Linked DNA regions of Homo sapiens: region 1 is linked to region 2. Evidence: chromatin contacts called from ENCODE Hi-C or POLR2A ChIA-PET data. All regions are on one chromosome and are shown on one strand. Each heading gives the region's core, a stretch centred on a gene start or an enhancer-like site at or near the end of the contact. The rest is flanking DNA. Distances are from core to core; before and after follow the strand shown. Region 1 overlaps LOC105378209 (a long non-coding RNA gene). Region 2 has its middle 100 kb from the start of NR3C1.

Evidence for each region. Hi-C counts contacts between places; a loop is a spot of excess contacts on that map. ChIA-PET counts read pairs that join two places held with the same protein, here RNA polymerase II (POLR2A). Pooled maps may share reads with other maps.
Region 1: a loop to region 2 is called in a map of PC-9, with 7 times the contacts of the local background. The contact joins two enhancer-like sites. A Hi-C loop is called at or near these places in 4 of 168 maps with a recorded cell type or tissue (Calu3, HepG2 and PC-9), 8 of 37 single-sample maps with no recorded cell type and 9 of 50 pooled maps. POLR2A ChIA-PET finds 5 or more read pairs at or near these places in 5 of 52 experiments (A549, HepG2, MCF 10A and 2 more).

The regions. Positions count from the first base shown.
Region 1 is chr5:143,593,364-143,597,173 of GRCh38, reverse strand. The region is part of intron 3 of LOC105378209 (a long non-coding RNA gene); the gene reads right to left. Among named protein-coding and RNA genes, the nearest start is that of MIR5197, 85 kb to the left of the region's middle. RefSeq lists a cis regulatory region at 776-789 and enhancers at 711-855, 676-970, 734-1,933. Within about 2 kb of position 1,698, at least 9 of the 41 ENCODE cell types and tissues checked have a DNase peak (open chromatin) inside an H3K27ac peak, as active enhancers do; they include PC-3 and PC-9, where a contact is called at or near this core.
Region 2 is chr5:143,505,948-143,509,683 of GRCh38, reverse strand. No RefSeq gene overlaps it. Among named protein-coding and RNA genes, the nearest start is that of NR3C1, 100 kb to the right of the region's middle. RefSeq lists an enhancer at 2,166-2,460. Within about 2 kb of position 2,308, at least 7 of the 41 ENCODE cell types and tissues checked have a DNase peak (open chromatin) inside an H3K27ac peak, as active enhancers do; they include PC-3 and PC-9, where a contact is called at or near this core.

The sequences.
Region 1 (3,810 bases), core at 449-2,948, 88 kb before region 2:
GGCTGATAACCAAGATGAATTTCATACCAGATTGCTAATGTGTCTGCCCATTCACCTACAAGATCTGCTGAAACGGCTCTCCTAAAAATGTCCCCATATCTCTTCATGGTCATCCTGAGTTGGAATTCCCAGAGTCAGAGAGACAAGAGTCTATTTTGGCTTTTCCCTGAAACTTAATCGAGTGTAGCTGGTGTTTTAGACATTGTATCCTGATATTTTAGCTCTTATTGAAGTTATTTAGGGTTTTTAGGAAGGGTCTTGGATTCTCCTCTTTTGCTAATTTTTGATGTATTATTATTAAATGATTGTAACCATCATTAGAATTCTATGTATTTATGTGTAAATTTAAAATATTTGTAACTTTAGTATTTAGAACTACTTTAAAACAAAACCATGTACAAGCCTATCCATATTCTTTCAGTTTCATTGTGGCTGGATACTATGTTGCCTTGAATTTTACCTGTTACTTGCCCAGCTTCTGGATTTCCAGTATCAGAACATTAGAGGTTCATATTTTCCATACAAAAATAGAAAAAGTCATAATGGCGTGAAAGTCCCTGGGAGATTCACCCTTTCTTCTAGTGTGGTGTCTCAGCAAGTTCCCAGGCATATCACAGGATGGGAAGGATGGGGAAATACTCACCTAGGGCACTTACAAGGAGATAAGAATGGGAGGGCAGAGGGAGTTGGTCACCACGCTTGAACAAAGGGAGAAAAATATGTACACCTCTCATGAGTCATCAGTGAAAGTATCCAGCATGCTCAGGGGGCCTCCTGAACTTTGAAACTTGGATTTAATCCAGACATGAAATATGGAAAGTCACTCTTTATGCAATGCTTTCATCACCACCTCCGTTTTGCCTCTCTTTCATCTCAGTTAAGAGATACAAGACAGGTTCTTGTAATGACTGCCTGTGATTGCCATGCTAACAAAACTATTTACATGGAAATTAGGAATCCCATGTAGAATTCCAGAATCAAAGGTCCTGTGGATATGGTAATCAAGAAAATGTCTTTATATCCACATTATTGTGCCCATATGGTTATGATGCCATCTGGGTGCTAATTCTAATGCTATTCTTTCATGAGATGTTTAATAGTGCTCAATATTATTGACTGTTTAGTAGGCAGTAGAATTAGAGTTCCAATTATATGAGGTCATAGCACTGGCTACATGAGTGACCAGAAAGATGACTTACAGGGATTCCAGAAAACACACACACACACACACACACACACACACACACGCGTACACATGCACGTACACATACATGTATGCACTCATCAGGTAACTCTTTAAAAATTACTTAAATTCCTGATGAAGAGGCTACCACTTCTAAACTAATAAATGTCATGTGGACAGATATCTCCTTAGTAGCTGGGCTCATGCCATCCCTGCCCAGAAAAGGGGGCTAGAATCCCACAGAAAAAGCAGAAGATTATGCCCTCTTAGGAACTATAGTCCATCCTCCCAAGGTTTTTTTCCCCTTTAAGCAAATCCTCCTCACAAAAGAAAGATATGTTTATTTGTATTTTCAGTTAAGTTGACTATTTATTCACATTTCCTGCTGATGAGTCATTTATGCAGTTTACTGAAAAAAATAAATTGGTCACTAAAGCACTGCAAAATTAGGGTTCAAAGACGCAAAACTGACGTAAGCATCAAATAGGTACAGGTTAAGAATTTAATCAGCAAATAGATCAGTCAGCACGCTAGGACAGTACTCACACAAAGACTGGGTTTTGTTTAATTCTTTTCCAAGGGATCAGCACAGCCAGCCTGTCTGGAGCACCTCTGTTGGTTTTGCTCATCAGATACTTGTAAACAGAGCAAACACAGATATTTGATCAAGAAACCAAACCCCACATGCCTGGAATCAAGTGTGAGAAAATATCTTGGGCTTACTCCCATGATGCCTGTGTAAAAGTCGCACCGTTTGTCTGTAAATAAAAGGCCTGAGTTTAGCAGAAGATCATAGGAAAATGCAGCAAATGCACCATGTTTACAATGTGCAAAGGCAGAGAGAAGCATCAGTTCTCAGCATGAGATTGTTGGTTATGCCTGTGGGGGAGCAGATGGGAGATCACTATTGATCTCTAAAGTAGCTGGGTCAGCCAGACATGTTGGCTCATGCCTGTAATCCCAATAATTCAGGAGGCCAAGGTGAGAGGACTGCTTGATCCCAGGAGTTCAAGATTACAGTCAGCTGTGATTGCACCACTGCACTCCAGCCTGGGCAACAAAGCGAAATGTGGTCTTTTTTAAAATAAACAAATAAAATGTAAAAGTGGCTGGGCCTGTGCTCCATATACAGACTCATTTGCCCTCTTCTCAAGAACTCATCTGCTTTTAAAACTGGAGGATGATTGTTATTTTTATTTCTTCTTCTGGATACATTTTTAACCAACGTTAGAAAAATCAACCAGAGAGACAAATATCCATATACATACAGTAGCTTCACTAAAATATCTAGGATGGTCGAAACTGTCACCAAGGAGCCTTAGAAATGGATATTAATAACATGTACTTACCATGTGCTAGGCACCACATATATTACCTGTGTTAATTAATCCTCAGAACCATGGAAGAGTTACCATTATTATTCTCAACTCATGGATGAAGAAAATGAGACATAGCTTTGCCAACATTCACAGCAAATAAAGGGTGGCCCATCTTGACTCCAAGTTCAAGGTCTTAGCCACTACTTTGCTGACGCCCATTGAAGATGAATCAAGCACACCTGCACCATATCCAGCTGGTTGTATTATATCCAGTCCTTCTTATTTTGCAAAGAACCAATTCTCCAAATTAAAAGTCTCTTAATATCACCCTAAATCTACAATCCATAAAACACACCTTTGATTTGTCATATACATTTTCTTTAATGAACAAAGACAAAACTTTGAAATTTTGTTCAATTGTTTGAAACAATGACCTCCACATGTTGCCTAACCTAACAGATGAAGTGAAACAATCATTTTATAGCTCCAGTTCTTTATCTGCTATTACAGCCTCCAGCGTTTAACAAACTGTCACAATGTAAATCCCACAAGGTTCTCTAGAGCTCACACAGTTCTGTGTCCACCAAGCACTGAGCCATGTTTATTGTATATGTTCACGCTTGTATCAGGTGCTGCAGGTGTGTTGGCTCCCCTAAAGGGAACAGACATTCCGGCTCCGTTCTTTTTCTCCTTTTACAAAAACTATTTTCAACTACCCCCTCCATCCACCTGCCCCTACAACCTCATTCTTCTCAAATTTGCATGCTTCAACAAGTGCGATACTGTTGAACTGCAGTAAAAGTTTCACTGTTTCCCAAGGCAGGTGGTGCCTATAACTTCACCAAGGCCTGAGAAAAAAAGGATCGCTTTAAAAGTCAGGCGCTGGGTTGTCTCCCTTTCCTTGTTGTCTGCTTGGGCATTCCCTGGTACCCCACTGTCTATAAAGGATGACTAGTGCTGAAAGATAGGAGAATGACCCACATTAGCCTTTATTTTCTAAAGCTAAGTTTAAAGTACTTGCAATAGATAATCAAAAGAACTGGGAATTTAACTCTGAGCATAGCAATTTTCACCTGATTTTCTTTGCCTTCCAGAAAAGTGCCTGAAAACAGGAGGTATGCAATAAGTAATTGCTGAATAAATAAATGAATGATGCATGGGTAAATGAATGAAAATGATCTTCTCTCCATTCTATTCCTCTTTGGGTGGCCAACTTCGCTGTAAACTTCAAGTCTTAACTTAAAGATCACTTCATCCCAAAAGGCTTTTTGTAACTGCCCCACCACCACCAAATTAGATGAGTTCCTC
Region 2 (3,736 bases), core at 1,059-3,558:
AAATAGAGCCAAGATTTGCACCCAGGTCATTTGCACTCTAAAATCCTCATTTTAACCATTACAACTCTCCTACTTCAACGTACACCTAAGCCTAAAGACAGAACCTTGGCAAAAGTACCATTTTTCGAACCAATTCAATTCATTTCAATGATGTTCTCAGTAGGATTTTATAGGCAGTAGAAACCCAAAGTCCATTTCTCTCAAAAGCCTGATTTTCTTCCAATCTTTCCTCTGGGAATAAAGTATCATTTCTAGAACACCTCAATTTAATGTAGATAAAGGATAACAACTTGTAGACAATAACAAGTTTAAATGTAGAAGGCAATAACACATTATTTTATATTTTTGTATGGTTGTTTTATTATACCTCTTTTGCCACATTACACTTGGGTAATACATTTTGGTTGTTGATGTTCCAATGTTGCATAATATATCAGGTTTCAAAATCTTTTTAGCAATATTATTTCATTTGATCATAGTTACAACCTTGTGAGGTAGGCAGATAGGAGACTATTATTCAAGTTATACAGTATGAAAACTGAAGCATTGTATTCCCAGTGCAGCGTGGCTGCTAAGAAGTTGAGTGGTTACTGGAATCCATGTCTGTTGAATTCCCAGATCAATGTTCATGTCACTGTTCCACACTGCTTCTTGTAAATCCAATGATACCCATTTTCATACAAGCATAGGTTTGCTTATCACCTATCTCTCCTACAGCTTTCAGAGATCCTGTGCAGGTCACTTTTGACAGGTGAATAATGAAAAGGTCTAGTATATTGGAAACCACAATGTGACCTAAAAGAAGAAAAGTGTTGCAAGTACAAGGACATTCATAATATTTTGCAATAGCAAAAATTTAGAAAATAACCCATCAACAAGAAAACAGATTAATAATGAAGCATTTATACAATGAAATACACAGCAGTGAAAACAAATAACCTCTAGCTAAATACAACAGCATGAATGAATCATGAATCACACACAGTTTGAAAGAAGTCAATATCAGAAGGATACATATAGTATAATGCTTGTACAAACTATAGAAATATGCAAAACAATAAGTTTACATATATGTGTAGTGAAAGTATTAAGAAATGCATGGAAATAGTAGTCACCAAATTCAGACCACTAGTTGCCTCTAGAGAGCAGAATGTGATCAAAGAGGACTAAGTAGGGACTTAAACTTGTATCAATATTGTTTTCATTCTTAATCTGTAGTCAATATGTGGGGGTTTGTAATATTTTTATTTACACATTTGTGTTTGTCTTAAATATTTTACAATACCTTTTTTTTTTTTTTTTTTTTTTGAGATGGAGTCTCACTCTGTGGTCCAGGCTGGAGTGCAGTGGCGCAATTTCAGCTCATTGCAACCTCCGCCTCCCGGGTTCCAATTCTCTTGCCTCAGCGTCCCGAGTAGCTAGGACTACAGATGTGTGCCACCATGCCCAGCTAATTTTTGTATTTTTAGTAGAGATGGGGTTTCACTGCTGGCCAGGCTGGTCTTGAACTCCTGACCTTGTGATGACCTTGTGATCTGCCTGCCTCAGCCTCCCAAAGCGCTGGGATTACAGGCGTGAACCACTGCCTTTGTCTACAATACCTTTTTAAAAAGAAAATGACAAAGGCAACCATTCATTCTGCAAACATTGACTAAAGGCAAGCAACATGCCAGACATTGTGACTGGGTGTTGAAATGTTGCAGTGAACCCTCTGATGCACTGGAGAAGATGGAAGAAGTGTGTTTAGTACTAGAAAGCATAGGGAGCTGTGGAAGTGTGTGCCAAGGAGTCCTAATGTAGTTCAGGTGACTTAGGAAAGCCTCCAAGAGACAATGAAGCTTAAGCTGAGACTGGAGAACGAAAAGTTGTACTTATCAGCAAAGAAAGGAACAGTTCAGATTGATCCCATTCAAAATTTCCGTGTCTGAAACTAAACATTAGCGCAAGGAAGGCAGAAAGGACAAGCCAGATCACACACCACAGGATCTCCTGTCCATTCCTTGCTAACATTTAGACTTCATTATGCACTGCCTGTAGCTCACATGGTGCCACATGCCAGCAAGTACCAAGTAGGGTGGGAAGGGGAGTGAAGGGAAGTGGGTATTCAAAAACATTTCAGTGACTTCACATTCTCCTGAGATCCAGAACAGTTCCCATATTCTCTCCTAATACAGAAGCAATTTCAGACACTGAGCATAGGGAGGCAGGGTATGAGTGTGAGCTGGCTGAGCCTTTCCCTCCCATTCCTGTGAAGGAATTACTCTGGCAGATTTCCACATTGTAGGTATTTTACCATTTGTCATAGGCAAGTTACACAACTCAGTTAGTGATTAAATTACCAACAGAGCTGCTATTTGAGTAAGGAAGGTTCAAGGTTGTTTCTTGCTCCTGCACTTTGTTTTAAATGCAATTGGATTAATTCTTTCTTAACCTCCTTGTTTAGAGGAAGAAAACAAAAATCCTGTCTGGTCTCCAATAGATAGGGTAAAAAGCGGCATTTTAACTAACTCATCAACCACTAGGATCCCTGTGTCTAACCTTGGTCCTTTGTTTAGATTTATAAAGTATGAGATCATTGTCAGTTTCATTTATCTCTGTTATTAAATGTACTGGGCCTCCTTCAAATGACATTATATCTCCTTATCTGATTCAAATAAATGTCTTACTCATGGCTAGAATGTAGATGGTGAAATCTCATTGTTAACTCAATAATTGAAATAATCTCATTGTTTTGCTTTCCTAATAGAATCTTAAATTGATTGCTCATGCCTGGAATTTCACTTAGTTTCACCAAACTTTTCTTAAAACTGCTGCTCTTATGCATTCTTTTTGTCTCAATGTTTCTACAAGGATGGAGCATTCTTGCTCTAAAGATAAATGCTTTTAACTAGCATTTCTCTTGGTCTGTTTATCTTATAAAAAATAAAAGTAATCACTCAATATTTGTGTTTGTTTCTATTAGTTATGATTAAATATACTGGTGGTATAGTTGCTAAAGGCACAGGCTGTAAAATAAGCACTAGGTTTGGATCCAAGCTCTGTGACCTTATAGTGACTTAACCACTGTTTTCTCATTTATACAATTGAGATAATAATGGCTATCCCATAAGAGTGTTGTGGGAATTCATAGAGATTATTTTGGGTATGTTACCTAAGCTGGGTGGCTCGTAGTAACCATTCAGATTTTAGCAAATAAAATACTGTACTCTGTATTCAGCTTGACTAGAAATGTGGTTTATCACTTAAAGGTTTGAATTGACCTTCTGAATTGTGACTCGTGAAAGGGATTTTCTTCCTGTCTTATACCATTCTGTACTTAGAGTGTTTGCATCTGAATCGTTAGTATTCCCTATCTTATGTATATAAACTATCCTCTAAATTAATTTTGTTTGATTTGGTTTTATTTTCCTGGTGATTTTCCCAGCTGCCCCAACTGCGACTCTTGGTATAGAAGAGGCAGTAGACTGCACTTCACCTTCTTCAGGTGAATGTCCCAAACAGAGCATTTGAGGTCCCCAGCTACAGCAGTCAGTGCTGCCTGGTAACTAAAAGCAGCAGCCTGCATGGCTGGAGGGAGTCAAGATAATGGAATTGGATTGTCACCCACAGTCAGCCTGAAACAACCATGGCTACCACCCCAAGTCCCATGCACTTTCTTGCATTTGGGGCTCTACACATACCCTTCCCTCTGCCTGGAACAATCTTTCCTACACTTCCCCCTTAATAAGATAATTAC